2 separate regions of the Homo sapiens genome follow, and region 2 is linked to region 1. Evidence: chromatin contacts called from ENCODE Hi-C data. All regions are on one chromosome and are shown on one strand. The core of a region is the stretch at or near the end of the contact, and the rest is flanking DNA. Distances in the headings are between cores, read along the strand shown. Region 1 has its middle 41 kb from the start of LINC02832. Region 2 overlaps LOC105373893 (a long non-coding RNA gene).

Region 1 (7,088 bases), core at 3,900-6,399:
GCGGCCCTCAGAGACCAGCCAGCCACTCAGCAAACACGGTCTGGCCCCTGTTGCCCAGCACCAGCCCTGGAGAAGACAGGCATCTTTTTTTTTTTTTTTTTTTTTTTGAGACAGAGTCTCGCTCTGTTGCCCAGGCTGGAGTGCCGTGGCACTATCTCGGCTCACTGCAACCTCTGCCTCCTGAGTTCAAGCCATTCTCCTGCCTCAGCTTCCCAAGTAGGTGGGATTACAAGCGTGTGCCACCACACCCAGCTACTTTTTGTGTTTTTGGTAGAGATGGGGTTTCACCATGTTGGCCAGGCTGGTCTCGAACTCCTGACCTCAGGTGATCCACCCACCTCAGCCTCCCAAAGTGCTGGGATTACAGGAGTGAGCCACTGCACCCAACCAGACCGGCATCTTATAGGCAACTCAAACCCATTGTGATCAGGGCTGTGATGAGAGAGATAGAGGGTGGCATGGGTGTTCACAGGAGCATGGGCAGTTCCCAGGAAGGAGTCAGACATGAGTTCTTATGCTCACACCTGAGCTGAGTTGTAAAGACCGGTGGGGGTTATTTGAGCGTTTCCAGAAGAGCAAGTGGCGGGCCAGAAAGGATGGAGTATAACCCTGAGCAGGTTAGGCCCCTGGCGGTCCTCCTTTCCTCCTCTTCCGTGATCCTTGCTAGCATAATCCTCTCAAGAAGTTTGGGCTTTCAGGAAACAAAGCTAAGAAGAGTGTTCCTTCTCTTCAGTTAACTTCTGCTTTCTCCCCAGAAAACATAAGCCTCTCCTGGGGTTAAATACAAAGTCTGGATACCTCCTTCAGAGCGCAGGAGTCATAGTGACAGGGAAAAATATAGCAAAATAAAACACTAACGACTCTTTCAATATATCACCCTTCCATGAATGTCCTGGAAAGTTTATCTGGACTGCAGGATAGAGGAGAGATTGGGGAGAGGAATAGGGGAATTGTTTAAAAAACAGTGCTTCTGGGCACAAGATGGAAGGCCTGGATTAGGGAATTTAAGCACTTTTCTGTGACCAGTGAGCAGATATTTGAACAGGCCTGCAACGTCGAATGATTCCACATAATTTGCCACTCTGGTCTTCCCCACCGGGAGCTGTACCTACCCAAATAGGACACCAGGTTAGAAAAGGAGAAAAGCATAAGGCAAGTGGGAAAAGTAGACTTGGTTTCCACTCCAACCGAAGTGAGTATGTGAAGATGTTTTCTCCTCTCCAAGCTCCAAAACCCAGACCTCTGTGCCCTCTTGGATGCAGGGGGGAAAGCTCAAGAAACCAACCTCCCAGCTCCTTCATTTCAGGGAATTGAAAGGAGATCACAGTTCAGCAACAATGAAAGACAGGTCTTGCTCTGACTCCAGAGCAACGTGTGAAGTGGGTACAGAGGAGGGTTTCCAGGCTGACAGTAATGAAGTGACAGCAGATGTCAAAGTCTTGCCTCAAGCTAATCAAAAGGCTGCTGGCTGCCTCCATCAGCAATGCCTGTACCTCGTGCAATCAATCTCCCTCTCCCTCCCACCTCCCCTTATGCACACATGCATGCACACACAATCACGCATGCACACACATTTATTTGGGGAGTTTAAAGAGGAAAAAGCCTTTGCTCTCAACAGACTCCAATGCCTTTCCGCTACCCAACTGACTACACCCCCTTCCTCCTTTCTTCCCCTCCTGTGGTCGTACAATGAGGAAACTTTAAGATCGCCTCTTCACAAAAAGATGTGGGCCCCTACTTTAGCAGATTGTGGGCAATGTGTGGGAGAATTCTATGAGGCCTAGGACCAGCCCAGCCACAGGATATCTTTTCTCCCACTGCTGCAGAGAGATGGGCCTTGCAGAAGCAGAACTGACAACAAGCACCAGTCCCTTGCAGGTCCCTGACCTCCAGGAGAGATTTGCCCCAAGGACAGGGCGCTGGTATTCTCTTGAGACTGATGCCTTATCCTTCCTACCCCTGGTTTTCTGGAGCTTCTCAGGAATACATTGGAATGCAGCCTGTGCTTGTGCAGTTCTCCCTTTTCAAATGCAAGGCAAAAATGAGTTTGTCAAGATTGAGCTGTTGAGCCCGCTAAAAACGTTCCTGAGAGTGAATACCCCAGGGCTCGAGCAATCAATCCGCCATTGCAGGGGCTGGGCCTGGACGTTAAGCAGCCTCAAGTGTAATTTAGGGCTGTGCTTATTGCAGGCTCAGACCTTGTTTGATGCACTGGAGTGGATAAAAGTTCCCTCTCTGCATGTGGCCATGTCCTATGTGTCTATCGTATCTTTAACAATGTAAACATCAGAAACAGATGGGGAAATCCAGGCCGATGCCAGGCCAAACAGCACTCTCTACAGACAATACATCATGGTGCCAAGACAAATACGTTCTGTCGATATCACTAATTTATAGCACACTGGAACCAAGCAAAACAAATAACAATTAAGGCCCAGAAATCTTAAAATGAATAACCTTTCTGTACACAAACTCAATGTCACTATTAAAAGGCCATCAACTACAACGAATATATGAAATATAACAATGAAATCCTTCTTATGTGAATAATTACTGAATAATTACCAGGAAAGGGGGCATTTCTCTAGCTTGCAGAGTCTGTGGGTTTTGAACATTAAGCCTTGCTTTTGCAGAGCACACAGATGCCTTCAAAATGCTTTTGCAGACTCGGCAACACTGTGATAACACTGGTAGGGGAGAGAGGGGGTACACAGGCCCTTATGCCCCCATTTTCCAGTTGGGACACCTGGGGATAGACTGAAGAAGGGAATGGCCCAGTCACATTGCTTTAATGGACAAAACAAGTTCTCAAAATTAGGTCTCTTAATCTCTAGTCCAGTGTCCCTTCCACCACCATCACTTCCTCCCATGCCCCTCCCTCCATACTAGGTCTCTTAACTAGGGAAGCAAGTGCAAGAAACCTCTCAGGCCCTGAATGGGCAAAGCTGGTGGTACAGCAGGGACCCAGCCCTTGCAATGCCCAGATATCCTTCCAGGGATATTTGAGCCCTTGGGTATTCACTCCCATTCAGCCCATTGTCACTCCTCACTAGCCAATGCAGGTACCTTAGCAGAGATGAAGGCTACCTATGTAGCCACAAACTATGAAGCCAACAGGCTTCAGCTGAACGGCTTCCTATTTCAGCCAGGTATAAGCTTATCTTAGGGGTCACGGCTCAGTCTAGGGAGTGAAAAGAATTCACATAGCCAGGCGTGTGGTAGCTGACACCTGTAATCCCAGCACTTTGAGAGCAAGAGGTAGGAAGACTGCATGAGGCCAGGAGTTCGAGGCCATCTTGACTAACGTAGCAAGATCCCATCTCTGTTAAAAAGAAGAAGGAGAAGGAGAAGCAGCAGCTACCTGAAAATGTAGCCAATCCCCTCTCTCTGTCTGCAGTTAGCCCACCTGACGGGTCACCTGCTTTATCTGGGCACAGCCCAGCAGCAGTACTGCCCATCTTGTATGGGTCATGCTGAGGAGATCTGGCTCCTACCAGAAGAAGGACCTGCTCACTGCATGTACCACAGCTCTTGAGAGTCATTGGCAAGCACAGTGAAAACTGTTCTTCACCCATCAGATTCACAGAACATGTAAAACAATGATCATTTTAACAGTGGCAATGGTATGGGGAAATGGGAACCCTTATAAATTGGTGGGAGGAAAGCAAATTCCTACAATATGTTTATAGGCAATTTAGCAATTTTAATGAAAATGTATTAGGCTGAACCATTTGAAATTGCCAATAATCAACTGTCTTTGGCCTACAAAAATTTCATATGGTTCAACCGAATACAGTGTGCTTGCCCTTCAATTTTCCATATTTGTGTCTTTGTAGCTACCCTAGAGAAATGTTGGCACATGTGCACAAAGATCTCACACAGTAGCACATGGGTGCCAGTAAGAGTTTGAAAACAACCAGGCCAGGTGCAGTGGCTCACACCTGTAACCCCAACGCTTTGGGAGACTGAAATGGAAGGATTGCTTGAGCCCAGGAGTACAAGACCAGCCTGGGCAACACAGTGAGACCTGTGTCTCTCCAGAAAAAACAAAAACAAAAATTAGCCAGGCATGGTGGCCCAGGCCTGTAGTTCCAGCTACCTGAGAGGCTAAGGTGGGAGGATCACTAGGGCCCAGGAGATGGAGGCTGCAGTGAGCTGCGATCGTGCCACTGAACTCCAGCGTGGGCAACAAAGTGAGATCGTCTCAAAAAAGAAAAGAAAAAAGAACAACCTAAAATGCCCATCAATAGGAGAATGGGGGAGAAATGATAGATCCCCACTGGGGAATACTATGCAGCAAGTAAAAATGTAGACCTTTTCAACGAATTAATTTCAAAGAGAGAGGGAGAGAGAAATGGAAGGAGAACGTATGGGTTAAAGGAGACTTAAGAGATATATCAATCAATGGCACTGTGTGGATCTTAATAGGATCCTGATTCAAATAGTTTTTTAAACTAGATGAAGCCTGATATTAAGGAATTATTAATTTTTTAAGTGTGACAATGGTATTGTGGCTTTTTTTAATAGCCCTTAACTAGGGAGAGAGGAGGGAGGGGTAGGGAAGACAGAAAGAGAAAGAGAAGAAGGGAAGGAGTTATGATGACTCGCTTCAGCTCTCTGCTACCCAAAGGTAAAGGGGTCCCTAGCAAGCAAAGAAAACTTTCTTGAACGTTTCTTCTAGTAACATCTACTCCAAAGTAAAATTCTCAGTTTGGAAGCCTAGGCTGTAACCCTGCACTAAGCTGATGATTCACTGGTTTGGTCTGCACCCAATCTGCCCTCCATTACTCAGGATAGCAAAGAATTGGCTGGAAATTGCATGCTGAATTCTGCATAGAAAATAATGTGCACATCTGAAATATTATTCAGTTGTCTGAGAGCTGCTAGACTACATTCTAAGCTGACTTCATAGAGTATTTATAACTGCCAAAACAAGTTATTTCAAAAATAAATACGGTATTTTTAGCCCAGTGTCGTTGATAACCTATTCTGCGATGTCATAAGCTCAGCTAAGACGCAACAGCACAGCTCCAGTTCCCGCTGGTTGCCAGGGATCATCTGCAGTGCACGGGCTGTCCAGCTCCCTGGGGTGATGGACCGAGGCCTGCCTGCCTCCGGGAGCTTGCACATTAACTCTCGACAGGCAAAAGAAGTCAGGCCAGATCTCTGCAGAAAGCAGCACTCACCCTCAGCTCCCCGTCCTCCCCCGTAGGCGATCAAAATTGAAGAATAAAAGGAAAAGAGCAGCAATGATAATGGAAAATGAAAAAGAAGCAGGGGGAGGAGAAGGGAGGGAGGGAGCCAACACTACCTCAGCAGATGCTAAGGGCAGCCAAGGAGCCAGAGGGGAAATGAAAGGCGAGAAGGCAGAGAGGAGGGAAACCTAAATAGGTTTCTCCATGACCGGAGTAACAAGGCCACTTAAGGGTGCGGAAGACACTATAGGAATCCCCGGCCCTGGACTGGAACCTGTGCACCTGAGATGGAGCTTTCTGGAAGGGGAGCAAGAACCCAGGGAGGCTGGGTCTTCAGCTCGCTCTAGTTTTTTGCCAACATTTTTCTCTCCTGCTGCTGCTCCTCCTGCTGCACTATGATAAGGACTCTCCAGGAGGAGAGGATCAGAAAGTGTCGGCTCAAGCTGATCTAGTTTTAAGCCTCAGCTCTGCTACACAGCTGTGTGACCTTGGGCAAGTTACTTAACCTCTCTTGGTCTCAGTTTCCTCAACTATGATGTAGAGATGACAGTAGCACCTGACCTCCAGGGAGGCTGGGAGAATGACACACAGCGTTTATACAGTGTCAGCTACACAGTGGGATCCCAATAAGTAGAGGATCATGTCCTCATTACCCTTTGGCCTCCTATTGCCAGTCCCTCTCTCCTATACCACTAATTGACCCTCTTTATATAAGGTTAATATACATAAAGTTGTGGTCATTTGGCTAAAGTCTAGACAGGAATTATGGGAGGAGAGAGGAGAGAGGAGCTCAGGAACTACTGTTTGAGAGAGGTCAACAGCACTGGTGATGATAAAAGCATTCCATGTTTCAGGCCACGGAGTCAGCCAATCAGCCACACCTGCTTTCAAATCCCACCTCTACCATTTACCAACTACATGGCCTTAGGCAAGTGTATTAGCTCACTATGGCTGCTGTAACAAATTGCAGCAAACTCAGTGGCTTAATACAACTCAAATGTATTCTCTTACTTATTATCTCTCTCTGGAGGCAATAAGTCCAAAATCAGTCTCACTGAAAGCAAGGTGTTGGCAGGGCTGGCTCCTTCTGAACACTCTTGGGGAGAATCCATTTCCTCCCCTTTTCCAGCTTCTAGTGGCCACCTGTGTTCCTTGGCCTGTGTCCCCCTCTTCCATCTTCAAAGTCCATGGCTCCAGTCTCTACCTCCACCATCACACCACCTCCACTGACTCTGACCCTCCTTCATCCTTCCTGGAAGGGCCACTTGACTACATCGGGCTTACCAATATAATCTGGGATCATCCCCTATCTCAAGATCCTTACTTTAGCCACATCTACAGAATCCTTTTTGCCATAGAAGGTAATATTTACATGTTCTGGGGAGTACAACGTGGCCATATTTGGAACCATTATCCAAACTACCATTGCAAGTGAATTTATTTCTCTGAGACTTGTTTTCCTCACCTATACAAAGAAAATGATACCTACTCTAATAGTTCCTGTTACATGTCAACTTGGCTATGCACAGTGCCTAGATATGTGGTTAAATACCAGTCTAAATGTGGTCATGAGGGTATTTTTTAGATGAAATTGGCATTTAAATCAGCAGTCTTCGAGTAAAGCAGATTATCTTCCATGATATAATGGGCATCACTCTGTCAGTTGAAGGCCTTTTGAGAAAAAAGACTGATGTGTCTCAGCCCTGGTAAGACAATGAGGAACAGTTCCATGGCACGATGCTATGAGCATATATGGAGGTACAAGCAACGTTCACCATATTTAGGTAGCGGACATATTATAGCTGCTTCGTTTTTCTTTCTTTTTCCTGTCTCCCTGCTTCTGTCCCTTGTGCCCAAGAAAGAAGGGATTTTGCCTCCAGGTTGCCTTCAGAC
Region 2 (6,393 bases), core at 2,549-5,048, 630 kb before region 1:
TCTAAAACTGCTCTAAAAATATATATATATATATATATATATATATATATATATATATATATATATATATATATATATATGTAGTGCTTTAAGGGGAAATTATATTTGCATTGAGAGAATAGGAGATGGCAGGAAGCCAGAACAGAGAATCCTGTATTCCACCAATCCCCTTTTCCCATGTGGAGGTCCTAAGAGACTTATATGCATAGAGGACAAGATCAGGGAAATATGCACTCTTTATAATTACAGGGTTTTCCTTGAGCTTTGAACTCAATGTTGAGAACCCAGGATAGAGAATTCTGCCCAGACTGGAGGCAGGCCTAGGACCTAAGAATAAACTGAATGGCTACCGCTGCCCCTTTTTCAGTAATACCACCCTGAAACAACTCAGATAATTTCTCATCTCATTAAACTTACTTCACAGCAGCCCTCCTCACTTTGAAATGTGCCATATTTTTATAGTTTTATAGACATACAACAATCATCAACTATAACGTTCGGTTACTGGCCAGTGGAAACTCACTGATATTATTGGATTTACTGAAAGGCCAAAATGAAACAAGTACATTATGAGTGCATAATTATATACCCTGGGAGGTATAAATGCGGATTTGAACTGAAGTTTGGGCAGAAGAGAGCCCATTAAGTGCTATTTGGAGTCCCATCCTCCTCCCTGTCCTGCTCACAACTAATACTTTTTTCCCTAAATGTTGCCAAGTTCTCCACCCAGTGTTTTCTTGTCTTCAAAGTCCTCGATCTATAGGATTAGCAGAAGGTACATCACGCCTCATTGTGACCCATGTCTCCCCACTGATTGTCTTGATTTGTCTGCATATTACTCACTCCACATTCTATACTGTAGAAACCACGCAAAAAGCTATCCGTGAGCTTTAAGACATTAAGTAAAGGCAATTATGGGAAGAATGAAATATAAGGAACAGTCTCAAAAATTAGAACCACAGTGGTTTTATCTACTCTTTGTTACAAATTATTTCTTAACCACATCTCCGATTCTTAAACCAAATGTATTATGGCCAACCCAAAAACCTTAATTGTGTCATCCAGGGCCTAAATTATCTGTCTATCCCTGCCTGGACTTGTTTATGTCATGCTCATTAGTCAGTTCTGGTCAATTCTCCTTCCCAAAAAAGGACAGAGCTCCTGGCCACATATTCAATGCCAACGCAAAAAGCCAGGCTCCCAGGTCCCTATCAAACCAGATAATGGCCTCCCTATTGAGCACCTCTATTCTAAGTTACCAGTAAGACACCGCTGTTATTTCACAGTCTTAGCTTGGAAGACCCACCTGCCTTCCCACAGCTTCTAACTCATTTACTAATAACCATGATTTTCTCATTTCTGTTGTCTGGTACTCACCTCTGGCTTAATATGTACAAATAACCCAGGTTCATACTCAGCATCTCACCAAGGGATAAATGTTCTAAGGTGTCCAGGGACTTTTCTGTGCCTTCTTTCATATGTTAACATGCAATATCCCTGAAGAACCTCTTTGAAAAACTACTTGGAAGTGTTGACAAAAGCTAAATATATGTGTTCATTAGGACCCAACCCTTCTACTCTTAAGTATATACATACCCATCAAAAAATGCTCACATATGTTCAGCAAAAAAATAAAAAATAAGAATATTCATAGTAACTCTCTTGGTAATATACAAAAAAGAAAAAAAAATCTGGAAACAAACCAACAAACCAAATGGTCCTCTATAATAGAACAGATAAATTGAGACATTCATACAATGGAATTATTTCCAAAAAAATAGAATGAACAAACTATAATTACACAGAAAAACATCGGTGAATCTCACGGACAATACTCAGTGAAAGAAGCCTGGTACAAAAAAGTATCTGCAGTTTGCTTCCATTTATATTAGGGGCATAAACAGGCAGTCCCACGCTATCATCCTAGAAGTTAAAATAGTAGTTACTCTTCAGGATGGGGTGAGTAAGTGACTGGAAAGGCTTGGAGCACTTCCAGGACTCTGGTAAGTTCTGTTTCTTGATCTAAGTGCTTGTTGCAGGAATATCTTTACTTTGGGAACATTCATTGAGCTGTAGTCTTATACTTTGTGCACGTTTCACTGTCACTCTTATCTGATATTTCAATGACTTATTTAAATGAATTGATAAGAACATAGTGAAATGTACTTACAAAATTTTTATTGATGACTCCATACCAGATATTAAAAGATATATAATTTTCATCAAGGAAAGGGTTGAGGGTCCCAGGGGAACAGGAATCTTTTCCAAAAATCACTTATTAATTTGGTTTTACAGATGGGAAACCCTGAAATGAAAATCTTCGGGGAAATTTTAAAAAGCTTTCTCAAGGTTACAAATCTATTTGATGATAGATTTAGACTAGAAACCAGACACCATGACTTAGCCTGGCATTATTCAACCACACAAGATTCTTCTGGATAAGAAAACATATTGAAGTTCTCTATAAAACACTTGAGGCTCTTTAACTCACTATATTATTCTTCCATGAAACATGTAGAAATGAAAAAAATTTTGCATAACAAAAAAGCTCCAGACAGTGAGTGTTCTCGTGCCAGTCCTCCTGGAGGCAAATGGTCAATCCTGGGTGAAAAGTTCAAACATTGCATCTGGACACTGGTCCTTGCACTTACAGCATCCTCCTCACTCTCCACTGACTATACACATTGCCTATAGCAATCACCTAAGCATATTCACACATTCAATATGGTCATTCTATACAATTCACCTTTGTGTACTAGATACCAAGCAATATTGCCATTGTATCTAGCAATAGTACTGGATTCGCCCCCAACCATCCAGATTTTCTTATTTAGCTTCCTGATAATCACAAGATTATTAATGTGCAAGACTGCTGATTAGAATCACTAAAATGATTGGCTTTGCTTATATCCCAAGAGTTCATCTATACAGCAGGTAAATCGACATCACTCCAAATATAGGCTCAGAAACAGACACATTCTGGCTGGGGTGGAGCAAATAAAGATGAGAAGTTCTAAAATATAACGTTCAATACATAATATGCCATAATAGTCCTACTGGGCTCTCTCTGAAGCCCTTTCTAATTTTTAGCCATCAGATCTTGGAACAAGTTGCTTAATGTCCCACGCCTCAGTTTTTTCACCTGTAAAATAGAGATGAAAATAACATCGACTGGCATTGGACTCTTGGAAGAATTAAATGGAAAACTATGTAGAAGACACTTAACACCATGCCTGGAAAATAGTGAGAATTCAGTCAAGGTTGGTTATTATTACCATGATCACTATTATCCTTGCTGTTGTAACTCTATTGCCTTGACAGTTGGTTCGCCAATTTTCTCAGGGCAGCTTCTCCCAGGAGATGCTGAGCTAAGGATTCAAATTCAAGTGACTTATTAAGGGACTGCTCCTAGGAGAAACCAGGACAGGAGTCAGGAAACCAGGATAAGATGGAAAGAAGTCAAGGAATGGTGTGATTTCAGGTCAATTTCAGACTCAGCCTGGTCTCAGAAGGAACTGTAAAGTGTAAACGGTACCTCAGAGTTTGTCCCATCTGAAAGCAACAAAGCCGGATTTTTATACTTCTGCACCCGCCTGTCATTGGTTAAAGGATGGGAGGGGGTGTGCAACTGTCCCTAGAGGGTGTAACTTCTGAACTTAGGCCCTCCATTGGGGTAAGGCAACTCCAGGTGCCTAAGGAAAATCCTCTGAAGGTTTGAGTAGAAAACCATGGGCCCATGAAACAAGTAAAAGAGATCTGAGGGGATCTGGGCAGGCTGCCAACTGTGCCTGCTACAGCTTCCTATGACTAAATTCATGAAGTCTGTTGCCAACTTTCCATGCCTACTATCTTTCTATTTGAACCTCCCCACTAACTGAGCACATTCTTTCTATTCTTGGCTCTGCTTGGCTTGAGATCCAGATCTGTCTTTTGGACCCAGACCTTCTCAGGCAAGGCCCCATGACAATGGCTTTGAGGTGTCCTTTCTGGGCTGACCCCCTGGATCTACCTGATCATGATGATCTACATGACTTTCCCCAGCCAGGTTCTACTCTTGGTTTTCTCCTGATTGCCAGGAGGGAAACTGGCATCACATCTCTCTGAATTTTGAAGTGCCAAACTCTAAAACTCTTCTTAGAGTTAATGTATTTAATTTTATTAGATATATATTTCATTCATATATGTACCTATAGCTATATTTTATGTATTAACTATATATATGACTTAATTTGAGAACATGTGCAGTCACAGGAATAAAATTGAGAACTAAATACCACTATTTGTAGAACCAGGGAAATAACTTGCAACCTAAATAAATACACTAGGAGAAAATGTGCAATATCAAATCAAACTTGGCACATACAAACAATGAAAAATGAATCAAACCTATGTAAAAAAAATCAATTCCCCTCCCCATAATTTATGTCAGTATTTTACATATAATAAAATCCTCCCTAAGCAAATAACTGATAAAGCAATAAAGCTGTCAGATGCAATAAACGGACTGTTTGCCTGGACTCTCTGGAAACACTTCCATTCAGAGGCAGATACCCTGCTATATTAAGCTACATGAAGAAAACATTTATCTATTGTGTGATAAACCTGACAAGTGCCTAAATCATCTGCCTAAGAAGACTCTCTGGAAATGCGCCTCTACAAAGGTTTATATTAATTATATCACCCTGAGTGTGAGATATAATTACACCTGTTATGTGATTGGAGTGGAAAAGAGGGAGTAGAAATTAACTTCTATTGAACAACAAAGTAATTATCCATTATTGAGGATAAAGTAGGGCATCCCCATTGTATTTTAAGATTGGATTCGTTCATTGAAGTTTCTGTTGCTCCCTCTACATCTTTTTGACCAAAAAGAAGGTCAACCCAGCAGGTGGAATATTATCTGCAGGTGAAACTTTTTGATATCTGGAAACATCTGCTGGTATGCACTTCAAAGATTTCAAACTGAAGACATTATCCTTCTTCTTATACCAGCAATTTATCCTGTGTCCACCACATCCCACCCCCACAGTTGTATAACTAGAGTATTTGGAATTATTCTTAGCTACCCTCTCATCCCTTACATCTATTTGGACATCAATTCCTATCAATTCTGTGTTCTAAACTCAGTTATGAGCCCTCCTCCCCAGTCTCTGCCTCCACTGTTTATTTTTTGAGTCCTGGCCATTTCTTGCTGGGCTTGCTGCATTGGCCCTTTGCAGGTACTGCCCCTCTCAGCCTTTATGCTTCCCAGGCAGAACACTGACGTCAAAGTCAGCTTCTAAAATATAGATCTGGTCTTGTCACTCTTCTGCCTCAAAATAAATCGCCTATGTCCAACGACACAGGGTGCAGAAAAAGGAGCCAGACAAGAAAGAATGTTCCCAAGGATTCTACTTACAGAAAGTTAAAAAAAAATAATAATAATAGTGCTTTGGGATGCAATGTTGGGTGGTATATTAGTATCCCATTGCTGCTGTAACAGGTTACCATAAATTTGGTGACTTCAAATAACAAAAACTTATTATCTTACAGTTTGGCAAGACAAAAGTCTGAAATGGGTATGATGGAGCTAAATTTAAGAGGCCACGCTGGGTGTGCCATCCACGCCTGTAATCCCAGCGCTTTGGGAGGCCGAGGCGAGCAGATCACGTGAAGTCAGGAGTTCGAGACCAGCCTGGCCAACATGGTGAAATCCCATCTCTACTAAAAATACAAAAACAACAACAACAACAACAAAAATTTAGCTGAGCATGATAGTGGGTGCCTGTAATCCCAGCTACTCGGGAGGCTGAGGCAGGAGAATCGCTTGAACACAGGAGGTGGAGGTTGCAATGAGCCAAGATTGCGTTACTGCACTCCAGCCTGGGTGAAAGAGCAAGAATCCATCTCAAAAAATAAAAATAAATAAAAATAAATAAATTTAAAAAAATAAGAGGCCAGAAGAATGGTGTTTCTTCTGGAGGTTCTAGAGGATAATCCATTCTTAGCCTTTTTCAGTTTCTTGAGGCTTCCTGTGTTCCTTCTCGTGTGGCTCCTTTCCAGCAATCAGATCACTCTGCCATCTGCTTCTGTTTTCCTGTCTCCTTCTCTGACCATCCTGCCTCCCTCTTTCACTTTTAAGGACACCTGAGATTACACTGGATCCACCTAGGTAATCGAGGGTGCTCTCCCATCTCAAGATCCTTATTTTAATCACATCTGCAAGGTCTCTTTTGTCATATAAGATAACACAGTCACAGGTTCCGGGAGACTAGGACATGGGCGCTCAGATTTGGGGAGATAATTATTCTGCCTACCATAGGTGGTGAGACCATAAAGAAAAGCCAGGATGTGACGACCATAAAATTCATTACAGAGTTTACACTTATTATGGGGGAAGGGATTGGAGTTAGA

What was found. A loop is a pair of places that touch in the nucleus more often than their neighbours do. Pooled maps may share reads with other maps.
Region 2: a pooled map of heart left ventricle shows a loop between it and region 1 (1.9-fold over the local background). The contact joins two enhancer-like sites. A Hi-C loop is called at or near these places in 1 of 168 maps with a recorded cell type or tissue (left ventricle myocardium superior) and 1 of 50 pooled maps.

The regions. Positions count from the first base shown.
Region 1 is chr2:219,767,517-219,774,604 of GRCh38, reverse strand. No RefSeq gene overlaps it. Among named protein-coding and RNA genes, the nearest start is that of LINC02832, 41 kb to the right of the region's middle. Within about 2 kb of position 5,149, at least 8 of the 41 ENCODE cell types and tissues checked have a DNase peak (open chromatin) inside an H3K27ac peak, as active enhancers do.
Region 2 is chr2:220,392,070-220,398,462 of GRCh38, reverse strand. All of the region lies in intron 3 of LOC105373893 (a long non-coding RNA gene), which reads right to left. Among named protein-coding and RNA genes, the nearest start is that of MIR4268, 490 kb to the right of the region's middle. Within about 2 kb of position 3,798, at least 2 of the 41 ENCODE cell types and tissues checked have a DNase peak (open chromatin) inside an H3K27ac peak, as active enhancers do.